Linked DNA regions of Homo sapiens: regions 1, 2 and 4 are each linked to region 3. A link is a contact called in ENCODE Hi-C or POLR2A ChIA-PET data. All regions are on one chromosome and are shown on one strand. The core of a region is the stretch at or near the end of the contact, and the rest is flanking DNA. Distances in the headings are between cores, read along the strand shown. Region 1 overlaps ADGRE1 (adhesion G protein-coupled receptor E1). Region 2 holds the start of FCER2 (Fc epsilon receptor II). Region 3 holds the start of ARHGEF18 (Rho/Rac guanine nucleotide exchange factor 18). Region 4 overlaps LOC124904628 (a long non-coding RNA gene).

What was found. Hi-C counts contacts between places; a loop is a spot of excess contacts on that map. ChIA-PET counts read pairs that join two places held with the same protein, here RNA polymerase II (POLR2A). Pooled maps may share reads with other maps.
Region 1: a pooled map shows a loop between it and region 3 (10-fold over the local background). The contact joins the enhancer-like site here to the promoter of ARHGEF18 in region 3. A Hi-C loop is called at or near these places in 5 of 50 pooled maps. POLR2A ChIA-PET finds 5 or more read pairs at or near these places in 2 of 52 experiments (CD4-positive, alpha-beta T cell and naive thymus-derived CD8-positive, alpha-beta T cell).
Region 2: a loop to region 3 is called in a map of B cell, with 4 times the contacts of the local background. The contact joins the promoter of FCER2 here to the promoter of ARHGEF18 in region 3. A Hi-C loop is called at or near these places in 1 of 168 maps with a recorded cell type or tissue (B cell), 20 of 37 single-sample maps with no recorded cell type and 5 of 50 pooled maps. POLR2A ChIA-PET finds 5 or more read pairs at or near these places in 4 of 52 experiments (B cell, CD4-positive, alpha-beta memory T cell, GM10248 and 1 more).
Region 4: a map of pancreas shows a loop between it and region 3 (3-fold over the local background). The contact joins the enhancer-like site here to the promoter of ARHGEF18 in region 3. A Hi-C loop is called at or near these places in 19 of 168 maps with a recorded cell type or tissue (HAP-1, IMR-90, K562 and 14 more), 18 of 37 single-sample maps with no recorded cell type and 28 of 50 pooled maps. POLR2A ChIA-PET finds 5 or more read pairs at or near these places in 5 of 52 experiments (BJ, GM12878, HepG2 and 2 more).

The regions. Positions count from the first base shown.
Region 1 is chr19:6,890,819-6,893,518 of GRCh38, forward strand. The region is part of intron 2 of ADGRE1 (adhesion G protein-coupled receptor E1); the gene reads left to right. Among named protein-coding and RNA genes, the nearest start is that of ADGRE1, 4.6 kb to the left of the region's middle. Within about 2 kb of position 1,318, at least 4 of the 41 ENCODE cell types and tissues checked have a DNase peak (open chromatin) inside an H3K27ac peak, as active enhancers do; they include CD4-positive, alpha-beta T cell, where a contact is called at or near this core.
Region 2 is chr19:7,700,850-7,703,549 of GRCh38, forward strand. FCER2 (Fc epsilon receptor II) reads right to left here and starts at 1,282. Exons shown (of 11, transcript NM_001220500.2): 1 at 1,166-1,282. LOC105372262 (a long non-coding RNA gene) reads right to left here. Exons shown (of 5, transcript XR_936296.2): 5 at 2,231-2,272. RefSeq lists an enhancer at 1,169-1,278.
Region 3 is chr19:7,347,522-7,350,221 of GRCh38, forward strand. It overlaps ARHGEF18 (Rho/Rac guanine nucleotide exchange factor 18), which reads left to right and starts at 1,416. Exons shown (of 29, transcript NM_001367823.1): 1 at 1,416-1,720.
Region 4 is chr19:7,814,115-7,816,814 of GRCh38, forward strand. All of the region lies in intron 1 of LOC124904628 (a long non-coding RNA gene), which reads left to right. It also overlaps the pseudogene EXOSC3P2. Among named protein-coding and RNA genes, the nearest start is that of EVI5L, 15 kb to the right of the region's middle. RefSeq lists an enhancer at 1,501-1,550. Within about 2 kb of position 1,342, at least 3 of the 41 ENCODE cell types and tissues checked have a DNase peak (open chromatin) inside an H3K27ac peak, as active enhancers do; they include GM12878, where a contact is called at or near this core.

The DNA of each region.
Region 1 (2,700 bases), core at 68-2,567, 460 kb before region 3:
AATTCAAAGAGGTAGCTTTGGAAACCACCTGGTATGTAGTATGAGCTTTATAAATGGTAGTGTAGTGAGAGTAGGGATGGAATTTACTCAAACTACAACTCAATGTGCAAAAAAAAAGTGACTTCTTTATGTTTTGTTAAATACTCTCATCTACATAAACTCTTGCTGGATAAAGGAAGAAAGACATTGTCAGTTCGTAGTTGTTGATATGGTTTGGCTATGTCCTCACCCAAATCTCACCTTAAATTGTAAGAATCCCCACGTGTCAAGGGCGGGGCCAGTTGGAGATAATTGAATCATGGGGGATGGTTTCCCCCATACTGTTCTCGTGGTAGTGAGTAAGTCTCACGAGATCTGATGGTTTTATAAATGGGAGATCCCCGCACAAGCTCTCTTGCCTCCTGCCATGTAAGTAAGACATAATTTTGCTCCTCATGATTGTGAAGCCTCCCCAGCCATGTGCAACAGTGAGTCAAATTAAACCTCGTTCCCTTATAAATTACCTAGTCTCGGGTATGTCTTTATTAGCAGCATGAAAACAGACTAATACAACTGTTCCCAGTGTCTCTGTTTCCTGGTTCTTCTTTGGGCAACTTAGCAACTTGGTCTATATTGTGTTAACAGCTCATCTTTCACATTTTTTTTTTTTTTTTGAGATAGATTCTCGCTCTGTTGCCCAGGCTGGAGTGCAGTGGTGCGATCTCGGTTCACTGCAAGCTCCGCCTTCCAGGTTCACGCCATTCTCCTGCCTCAGCCTCCCGAGTAGCTGGGACTACAGGCGCCCGCCACCACGCCTGGCTAATTTTTTTGTATTTTTAGTAGAGACGGGGTTTCACTAGAAACCAGGCTGGTCTTGAACTCCTTAGGTGATCTGCTCACCCCAGCCTTCCGAAGTGCTGGGATTACAGGCATGAGCCACTGCGCCTGGCCCCTTTGTAGGACTTTTTCAAAAGGGCTTTATTGAGATGGTTGGGAAAATTTTCTCAAGGAAGTGATGTTCCAGTGGACTTAAAGGATGGATGAATTGATGTTACCCAGGCAAAGGGGCAGGGTGGGATAGGGCATGTCTGGTGGCCAGAACGGTGGGTGCAAAGGTCCTGAGGTTGGAAAGAATTTGGAGGACCGAGCGAAGGTGAGTGTGACTGATGACACAGGGCAGGAGATGAGATGGGGAGGTGGACAGGTACCTAGTCCCACAAGACCGGGTTGTTACTCTGACCTTGGTGGGTTTCAGTTGTGAGGGAGAGGGCTAGTGGAAGAGAATGATGGGAAACTTACAGCATTAAGAGACCACAAGTGATAAAATGCCGGAAGTCTGCATAGAGAAATGTTGCCTCTACAGATGAAAGAGGAAGCTGGAAATGAGAAGAGAGATACCATCTGAGGCCTCATGCAGGGAAGGGAAATAAACAAGGCACATTATAGGAGCAAAGAACGTAGATCTCAAAACCAAATGTGTAACAAAAACAGGGTGAATAATGTCACAATCACGATAATCCATTCCTTCTGTTTTTATGATACTTTTTAGTTTTTCCATACTCCTAATTGATGTTGGCATTATCGTTGGTTCCTCTCTTTTCACTCCTCACATCCAATCCATCGGCAAATTTTGTTAGTGTTGCTTTAAAAAAATCCTGAATTGCATTCCCTTCATTGATTCCCTCTGGGTTGTATCTACTGACATCTTTCACCTGGACAAGTGCAGTCACCCCCTCCTTGGTCAGTTTATTTCTGATCTTCTATAGTTCGTCTTCCAACCAGTGGCCAGAAGGCTCATGTTAAAACCTTATGTTGTGTCCCTACTCTGCTCGAAATCCTCCCATGACTCCCATCTTTCTTTGATAAAAAACCCAACTCCACTATTCACAATAGTCAAGATATGGAATCCACCTCAGTGTCCGTCAACAGATGAATGGTTGAACTCAATGTGGTCTGCATACACAACGGATTGCTATTCGGCCATAAAAAGAATGACATTCCACAATTTGCAGCAACATGGATGAAACTGGAGGTCATTAAGTGAAACAAACCAGGCACAGAAAGACAAATGTCACATGTCCTGACTCATAGGTAGTTGCCCTACTGTGCTACTGAGCACTCGATCTCATTCCTTCCATCTAACTGTGGTTTTTGTACCAACCAGTCAATCCCTCTTTATCCCCCTTCCCCACTATCCTTTCCAGCCTCTGGTAATTGTCATTCTGCTCTCTACCTCCATTAGATAATGATGATGATGATTTTTAGCTCCCACGTAGGAACGAGAACATGCAATATTTGTCTTTCTGTGTCTGGTTTATTTCACTTAACATAATGTCCTCCAGTCCTCCAGTTCCATCCATGTTTCTGCAAAGGATGGGATTTCATTCTTTCTTTCTTTTTTTATTTTTTATTTTTTTGAGACGGAGTTTTGCTCTTGTTGCCCAGGCTGGAGTGCAATGGCGCAATCTTGGGTCACCACAACCTCCGCCTCCCCAGTTCAAGTGATTCTCCTGCCTCAGCCTCCTGAGTAGTTGGGATTACAGGCATGAACCACCATGCCTGGCTAATTTTTTTTTATTTTTAGTAGAGACGGGGGCTTCTTCATGTTGGTCAGGCTGGTCTCGAACTCCCGATCTCAGGTGATCTGCCCGCCTTGGCCTCCCAGTGTGCTGGGATTACAGGCGTGAGCCATCACGCCTGCCCGATTTCATTATTTCTTAT
Region 2 (2,700 bases), core at 32-2,531, 350 kb after region 3:
ACCCAGGCTAGAGTGCAATGGCACCATCTTGGCTCACTGCAACCTCCACCTCCCGGGTTCAAGCGATTCTCCTGTCTTAGCCTCCCAAGTAGCTGGGACTACAGGCACCCACCACCACACCTGGCTAATTTTTGTATTTTAGTAGAGACAGGGTTTCACCATATTGATCAGGCTGGTCTCGAACTCCTGACCACAGGTGATCTGCCCTCCTCAGCCTCCCAAAGTGCTAGGATTACAGGCGTGAGCCACTGCGCCCGACCAAGTCCTCTGACTTTAAAGCATCTACTATGTGCTGAGGAGCATGGGACTTGGGGTCCTTCAGGCCTGGAGGTCACGGGCTACCTTCTTTCGCTGCTTGACTATAGGTAAGTCCCTTCTCTCGGAGCCTCAGGGAGGTGGGGTGTGGCGCGGCCAGGCTCTGATTAGCGGCAGCTCAAGCTGGCCCTTTTGACATTGTGAGAGGAACCCAGAGACCATCCTGGGACTGGAACTGTCCAGGGAGGCAGCTGGACAGACCTGAGTCCGAGTCCTGGCTTCTTCCTGGATGAGCAGCTCAGTTTGCTCATCTGTAAATTGGGAGTATTCAAAGCACCAGCACACAGTAGGTGCTCAGTAAACCTACTGGCAGGATGCTGGGGGACTGTCCTCATTCTGTGGGGCCTCTCTCAGTGGAACTGAGGTTCCAAGAGGGTAAGTCATTTGTCCCCATCACGCAGTGGTGGGACTGGAACTCAAACCCGGGACCCTTGAGCTGGGAGCCCATTTGCTCAATCATCTGGAGACATAATCTCATGGTGGGGTGTCTACTGGTAAGTGCTGGGTGGCAGGATCCCAACTCCAGGCCGTCCTTCTAACCCAAGAGGTCCTGCCTCTGCCTAGAGTCTTCCATGGCTCCCCAGGGCCCTCTATGATCGGCCCAGCGCACTCACCAAGCTCATCTCAGACCAGATGGCCTGCTTTCACTTCCCCAAATCAGGGACTCGAATGCCTCGAGATTCTGTCCACACTGCGGCCCCCACCCCCGCCCCCTCACCACCCACCACCTCCCTTCTCTGGTTGTGACCTCCTGCTGGTCATCCCTTGAGGCTCAGCCCAAGGTCGTTTCTTCCAAGGGCGCTTTGATCTCCACTTCCCATGGCCAACCCCCAACACACCAGATACGTACTCACTTAGTGGAGTTTGGAGCCTGTGTCTGTCCTCCTAGTGTGTTGGGGTCGACCAGAGCGATTGGCAGGGACCGTCAGAGACAGAGGTTTAAGCAGGAAGAGAGACACTTTCTTCTGAAAGTAGAGCCACTGACAGCTTCTATTTTCATAGACCTAAATATGGGCTTGCCACCCGGATAACATTACACGCATGGCCTCTCCTGGTGCTCCCCACACCCGGGTGAAGTCCGTGTTATTATTATCTCCATTTCTCAGGTAAGAGAATTGGGTGAGAACTAGAGATGTTAAGCAGCAAGTTCCCACAGGGCTGAAGGAGGTGAGTGGTAGCGTCAAGATGTGAACCACTGTTACTGCACACTGAATCATACCACTATGGCCGATCACAGAGGGCCCTGGGGAGCCACGGAAGGCTCTAGGCAGAGGCAGGGCCTCTTGGGTTAGAAGGACGGCCTGGAGTTGGGATCCTGCCACCCGGCACTTACCAGCAGACACCCCACCATGAGATTATGTCTCTTGATGATTGAGCAAATAGGCTCCCAGGTCAAATGTCCCAGGTTTGAGTCCCAGCAAGAAAAAAGGGAAGAGGAGAGAGAGGCAGAGGAAGGGGAAAAAAAAGACAGAAGGAAGGAGAGGGAGAAGGAGGAGTAGGAGGGAAGGAGGGAAGCGGGGGGAAAGAAAGATACGTGAGATAATATTCAGGTCAAATATGGACAGTTTTGGCTGGGCACGGTGGCTCACGCCTGTAATCCCAGCACTTTGGGAGGCTGAGGTGGGAGGATCACTTAAGCCTGGGAGTTCAAGACCAGCCTGGACAACATAGCAAGCCGTTGTCTCTACAAAAACTATAAAAACTAGCAGGGCATGGTGGTGCATGCCTGTGATCCCAGCTACTGGGGAGGCAGAGGTGAGTGGATCACTTGAGCCCAGGAGTTCAAGATCAGCCTGGGCAACACAGTGAGATGAAAGAAAGAAAGAGAGAGAGAAAGAGAGAGAGAGAGACCGGGCACAGTGGCTCACGCCTGTAATCCCAGCACTTTGGGAGGCCGAGGCAGGTGGATCATCTGAGGTCAGGAGTTCAAGGCCAACATGGTGAAACCCTGTATCTACTGAAAATACAAAAAAAAAAAAAAAAAAAAAAAAATTAGCTGGGCATGGTGGTGGGCACCTGTAATCCTAGCTACTCGGGAGGCTGAGGCAGGAGAATCGCTTGAATCCGGGAGGCAGAGGTTGCGGTGAGCCGAGATCGCGCCATTGCATTCCAGCCTGGGCAACAAAAGCTAAACTCTGTCTCACAAAAAAAAAAAAGAAAAGAAAAAAGAAAGAAAAACAGAAAAGAAACACCAAACTCCATCCCAGCCCCATCCTGGAACTAAGACTTCATCCCCATGTCCTCACAACATGGCCCAGCTGGACTTATTCCCAAGCTTCCTCCTCCTTCTCCTCGTGTGTCCCCATTGGTGGGACAGTCCGTCCATCCACCCAGACACCCCGGCCCAGGTCCAGGCCTTGTCCAAGCACTTCCCGATCTTCCACC
Region 3 (2,700 bases), core at 166-2,665:
ATTTACCATTTTAACTTTCTTTAAAAAAAATGGGATTTCACTCTGTCACCCAGGCTGGAGTACGGTGGCACAATTATAGGTCACTGCAGCTTTGAACACCTGGGCTCAAGTGAGCCTCCCCGCCTCAGCCTCCGGAGCGGCTGGGACTGCAGGCAGGCACCACCAAATGTGGCGAAGTTTTAAATTTTTTGTAGAGTACTCACTCCAGTGACAGGCTGAAGCCAGCCCAAGAGCCAAGTTTAGTGGAGCATCATGGCTCATGCCTGTAATCCCAGCACTTTGGGAGGCCAAGGCGGGTGGACTGCTTGAGCCCAGGAGTTTGAGACCAGCCTGGGAAACATAATAAAATCCCTGTCTCTACAAAAAAAAAAAATTAACTTAGGCTGGGCGCCATGTCTCGTGCCTCTAATCCCAGCACTTTGGGAGGCCAAGGTGGGAGGATTGCTTGAGCCCAGGAGTTCGAGACCAGCCTGGGCAATATGGTGAGACCCTGTCTGTACTAAAAATACAAACCAAAAAAAAATAGCCAGGCGTGGTGATGTGTGCCTGTGGTCCCAGCTACTCAGGAGGCGGAGGTGGGAGGATCACTTGAGCCCAGGGGATGGAGGTTGCAATGAACCAAAATCACCCCCACTGCACTCCAGCCTGGATGACAGAGTGAGAGCCTGTCTCAAAAGAAAAATTATATATAAAAAATTATATATAAATTATATATAAGTCTATATATAATCCATATATAATTATATATAAAGTATATATAAATTATACATAAATTATCTGTAAACAAAAAACTTAGCCAGGCATGGTGGCATGTGCCTGTAATCCCAACTACTCAGGAGGCTGAAGCAGAAGGATCACTTGAGCCCAAGAGATTGAGGCTGCAGTGAGCTATGATTTTTCCACTGCACTCCAGACTGGATGACAGAATGAGACCCTATCTCTAAAAATAAAATAAACAGTTTTTTGTTGTTGTTGTTGTTGTTTTCTAAAAAAAGCCAAATCTGAGCATTTCCTATCAACTCCACACTCGGTGACATCACACTGGTAGGTGAAATCGGCCATGCTGGGGGTATTTACACCAGGAGAATTGGCAATGGCTACAAATCGGAGAGGTGGTTGTTAAACGTTACCAGCACACCATGTTGTTCCGCCAGCTTCCAGGTACCCATGTAACAATGTAGCCACGTGTGTTTCTGTCTCTCTGTGTGTACCCACCATGCTGGTGTGTGTCTGGGTGCCTGAGTCTCTACGGATACACATGACCTGCACGTCCCTATATGTTGCTGTCTATACACCCATGTGCCTGGGTGAGGCCCCCACACCCTGTTCCTCTTCAGCAGTTGGTTCCACAGGAAGCTGCTGGGGTGGGGGTTGAGGACGCTGGGCCTCCCTCCAGCTCCCCACCCCTCCTCCTCAAGACACCTGCATGCGCAGGGCTGAGGGGTGGGAGCAGGGCTCTCTGCCTCCAGAACCCCCATCCTCTGGGCTCTTTTTAGGCCCCTAGATTGGCCTGCAGCTGGGAGCAGAGTGGCAAGCATGCAGGCAGGCAGTTGAGAAAGAGGAAGTCGAGGTGCTATTGGGTCATTCTGTGGTTATCCCAGGCTCTACCCAGCCAGCGGTTCCCTTGGGCCAGCTCGAAACGCTGGCCGTAGGTCATGGGAGCTGCAGGAGCTGTTAGCCAGGCTAGGTGCCTGCAGGTTGAAGAACTGAGCTCTATCTGGTAAGTACTTATCCTGGGAAGTGGAGAGAGATGGACCCATCGGGACAGAGTGGCAGTGGGGTCTGGGAAGTCTAGGGGGACAGCGAGCAGACATACATCACTGTTTCTCTCCCCCTTGCAGTCAACTTGCTTCCTGAGTGGGTGGGGGAAGCTGTTTGACCCTTGCGTTCATTGTGCAGAGATCTGTGGTCATAAGAGGTCACCCCAGGGGACGGGGATCCTTGAGGGGCTGCTAGGTAAGAAAGGAGGGTGGAGGCCGGGCGCGGTGGCTCACACCTGTAATCCTAGCACTTTGGGAGGCTGAGGAGGGCGGATCACTTGAGGTCAAGAGTTGGAGACCAGCCCGGCCAACATGGTGAAACCCCGTCTCTACTAAAAATACAAAAATTAGCCAGGCGTGGTGGCGGGCAGCTGTAATCTCAGCTACTCGGGAGGCTGAGGCAGGAGAATGGCTTGAACCCGGGAGGTAGAGGTTGAAGTGAGCCTCTCAGTCTCAAAACAAAGAAAAGAAAAAGAAAAGCAAAGAAAGGACGATAGAGCTCCTTGTAGCCAAGGCCCTCCTGCGTGGAGACAGGAGACAGAGAATGAATGGGGGAGCTGGGGCAAAGGCTCAGGTGCCCTTTGCATCTTAAACTGCAGATTCCGGGCCCCCCAAGAACCTCCCTGTTGCAGATTCTGAATCCACTGTCAAAACAAACTCACACTTAAGGCTGATGGCTGACAACCAGCCCTGAGAAGGGTCTTGTCCTGATCTGAAATCATCCAGAGAGCACATCCCTCCACCCAGGCAGCCTTCCTCCAGGTGAGGGTTCTCCCCCTTGGGAGACATCCCCTGTCTCCTCTCGTGGCCCCTTCTTAGGGGGACCTCCTGCACCACCGCCTGCCTGGGACTGGGAGGGGTGGGGGAGGAAGGCTGCGGTTTCTGCTGGGCACACCCAGTCTGTTGTTTCCTGCCAGCCCCCAATGCTGCAGGGCAGGCT
Region 4 (2,700 bases), core at 92-2,591, 470 kb after region 3:
AACAAGAGCAAAACTTCATCTCAAAAAAAAAAAAAAAAAAAAGCAGACCATCCTGTCCAATGACACCCATTCCATTGGCTCGTCCTCAGCTGTCAATACACACCATCTCTAGTTCCATGTCTTTATTAGCAACCACAAAGTGGCCATAGATGAGATCTCCAACCTACACATATGGTCTGTTTCTTTTAGTTGCACCTTCAAACGCCAAGTAAAACAAAGAAGCTGGCTCACTCCCTCCAACATCAGCTCTGAATGTATCTCCAGATTTAGCTGTCACTATGCCAATCACATGGTCTCCTTTCACTCGAACATACTCATTCCCGGGGCTGCAGCACTTCCAACCCGGCGGTGTCTCAGCTTTCCCAGTCCTCGTTCTTGTGTTTTTTAGTAGAGACAGGGTTTCACCATTTTGGCCAGTCTGGTCTCGAACTCCTGACTTCAAGTGGTCTGCCCACCTCAGCCTCCCAAAGTGCTGGGATTACAGGCATGAGCCACCGGGCCCAGCGTGATAAATCTTAAGTGCTGTAATTACTGAGTATCCATCATTCAAATAGGCAATTTATACCTATTACTAGTGCACTGTATTAAAACTCATAGTAACATGGCCAGGCATGGTGGCTCACACCTGTAATCCCAGCACTGTGGGAGGCCAAAACAGGTGGACCCACCTGAGGTCAGGAGTTCAAGGCCATCCTGGTCAACATGGTGAGACCCCGTCTCTACTAAAAATACAAGAATTAGCCAGGCATAGTGGTGCGTGCCTTTAATCCCAGCTACTCTGGAGGCTGAGGCAGGAGAATCACTTGAACCCGAGAGGCAGATGTTGCCGTGAGCTGAGATCACACCACTGCACTCCAGCCTGGGAGACAGAGCGAGACTCCATCTCAATAAATAAACAAATAATAAAAAATAAATAAAACTCACAATAACAGTGTGAGGCAGTGTAGTTGTCTCATTTCACAGCTGAGGAAACTGAGACTCCCAAAAAGTGAGGCTCAAGGTGTCAGCGTTGTATATGGGTTCAGATAGAGTCTTTTGGCACTGGAATTTACTGGATAGTTTCTGCCTGCCCTCTAAATGACTCTCCTCTGTGTCAGGTGCTTCATCTCTCACCCCACTTTTCAGGAAGGGTGTGTCTCCATCCTGTTCCTTATTCTTCTTCCTGGCTTGGAGAGATGTGATTCTGAGGGGCTGCAATGCATGGGGTTATAAAAACCCACAGTCCAGAGAGGGGATGGAGAGAGAAGGGAGTAGAGAGGAGAAGATGGAGGAAGTGTGCGAGCCCAAGGGGCCAGGCAACCCTGGTGAGGCTGCCCCACCCCTTCCGTGGGATGTTGGTAGTGAAACAGAAAAGGTTCCCTTGTCCCCCTTGCAGGGCGTGTGACGGGGGGTGTGGCTCACATCTTCTGTGCCCCGCTGCTCAAACCTCCAGGGGAAGCATGCAGACAGGCAGGTTGTGGGGCTCCAACCCCATGGCAGCGTCTAGGGGTGAATGCTTTACAGCTCATGAGGGCCCCGTGGGAATGTGTTACAGCGTGCTCTTTCAGTTTTGCCGTCCGCAATTGGCTGATGTTCATCAGCTCAGTTAGATGCTCTGCCTTATTGCAAGGACAGACGACTTTCTCTCTCCCAGGGTTCTTGCCTTAGTGAACTGGAAAAATTGGATCCCATGTGATCCAATTGGGTGATCCGATTGGAGGGTGGGTGAAAGTTTTTTTATGGAGTGGTGGTAGCCCTCAGTGAGGTGCTTTTCTGTTTCACTGTCAACATCCCACAGAAGGGGTGGGGCAGCCTCACCAGGGTTGCCTGGCCCCTTGGGCTCACACACTTCCTCCATCTTCTGAACCCATATACAACGCTGGGAGTGGTGGCTGTAGTCCCAGCTACTTGGGAGGCTGAGGTGGGAGGATCACTTGAGCCCAAGAGTTTGAGGCTGCAGTGAGCTATGATCACACCACTGCACTCCAGCCTGGGTGACAAAGTGAGACCTCGGTCTCTACAAAAGGAAAGAAATAAAAGAAAAAGGGCTGTCTAGCAAAGACATGGAATCAACCCATCAATGATAGACTGGATAAAGAAAATGTGGTACATATATACAATGGAGTACTATGCAGCCATAAAAAAGAACAAGATCATGTCCTTTGCAGGGACATGGATAAAGCTGGAGGCCATTATCCTTAGCAAACTGATGCAGGAACAGAAAACCAAATACCGCATGTTCTCACTTATAAGTGGGAGTTAAATGATGAGAACACATGGACACATAACGGGGAACAACACACACTGGGGCCTATTGCAGGGTGGAGAGTGAGGAGGGAGAGGATCAGGAAAAGTAACTAATAATCTGTACATGTCATATGTTCACCTGTATAACAAATCTGCACATCCCACACATATACCCCTGAACTTAAAGTTTAAAAAAAATCACATCATTACTCTTTAAAAAAAAAAAAAGAAAGAAAGAAAGAAAAAGAAAAAGGGTTGTCACTTCTGCCTTCATCTGCTCCCTCTAACCCTCTGATGGCTGCCCCACCTGCCACCACTTTCCTGAAATGACCAAGGAGAGTAACTACCGTTCCTTTGTGAAAGCCAACCAGACTTGTTTCTATCTTGTTTCCACTCATTAATGGGGTGGCCACTCCCTCCCTCCTCCTTGAAACTCCTCTCTCCCAAGACTTCCCTGATGGCCTCACCTCCTGG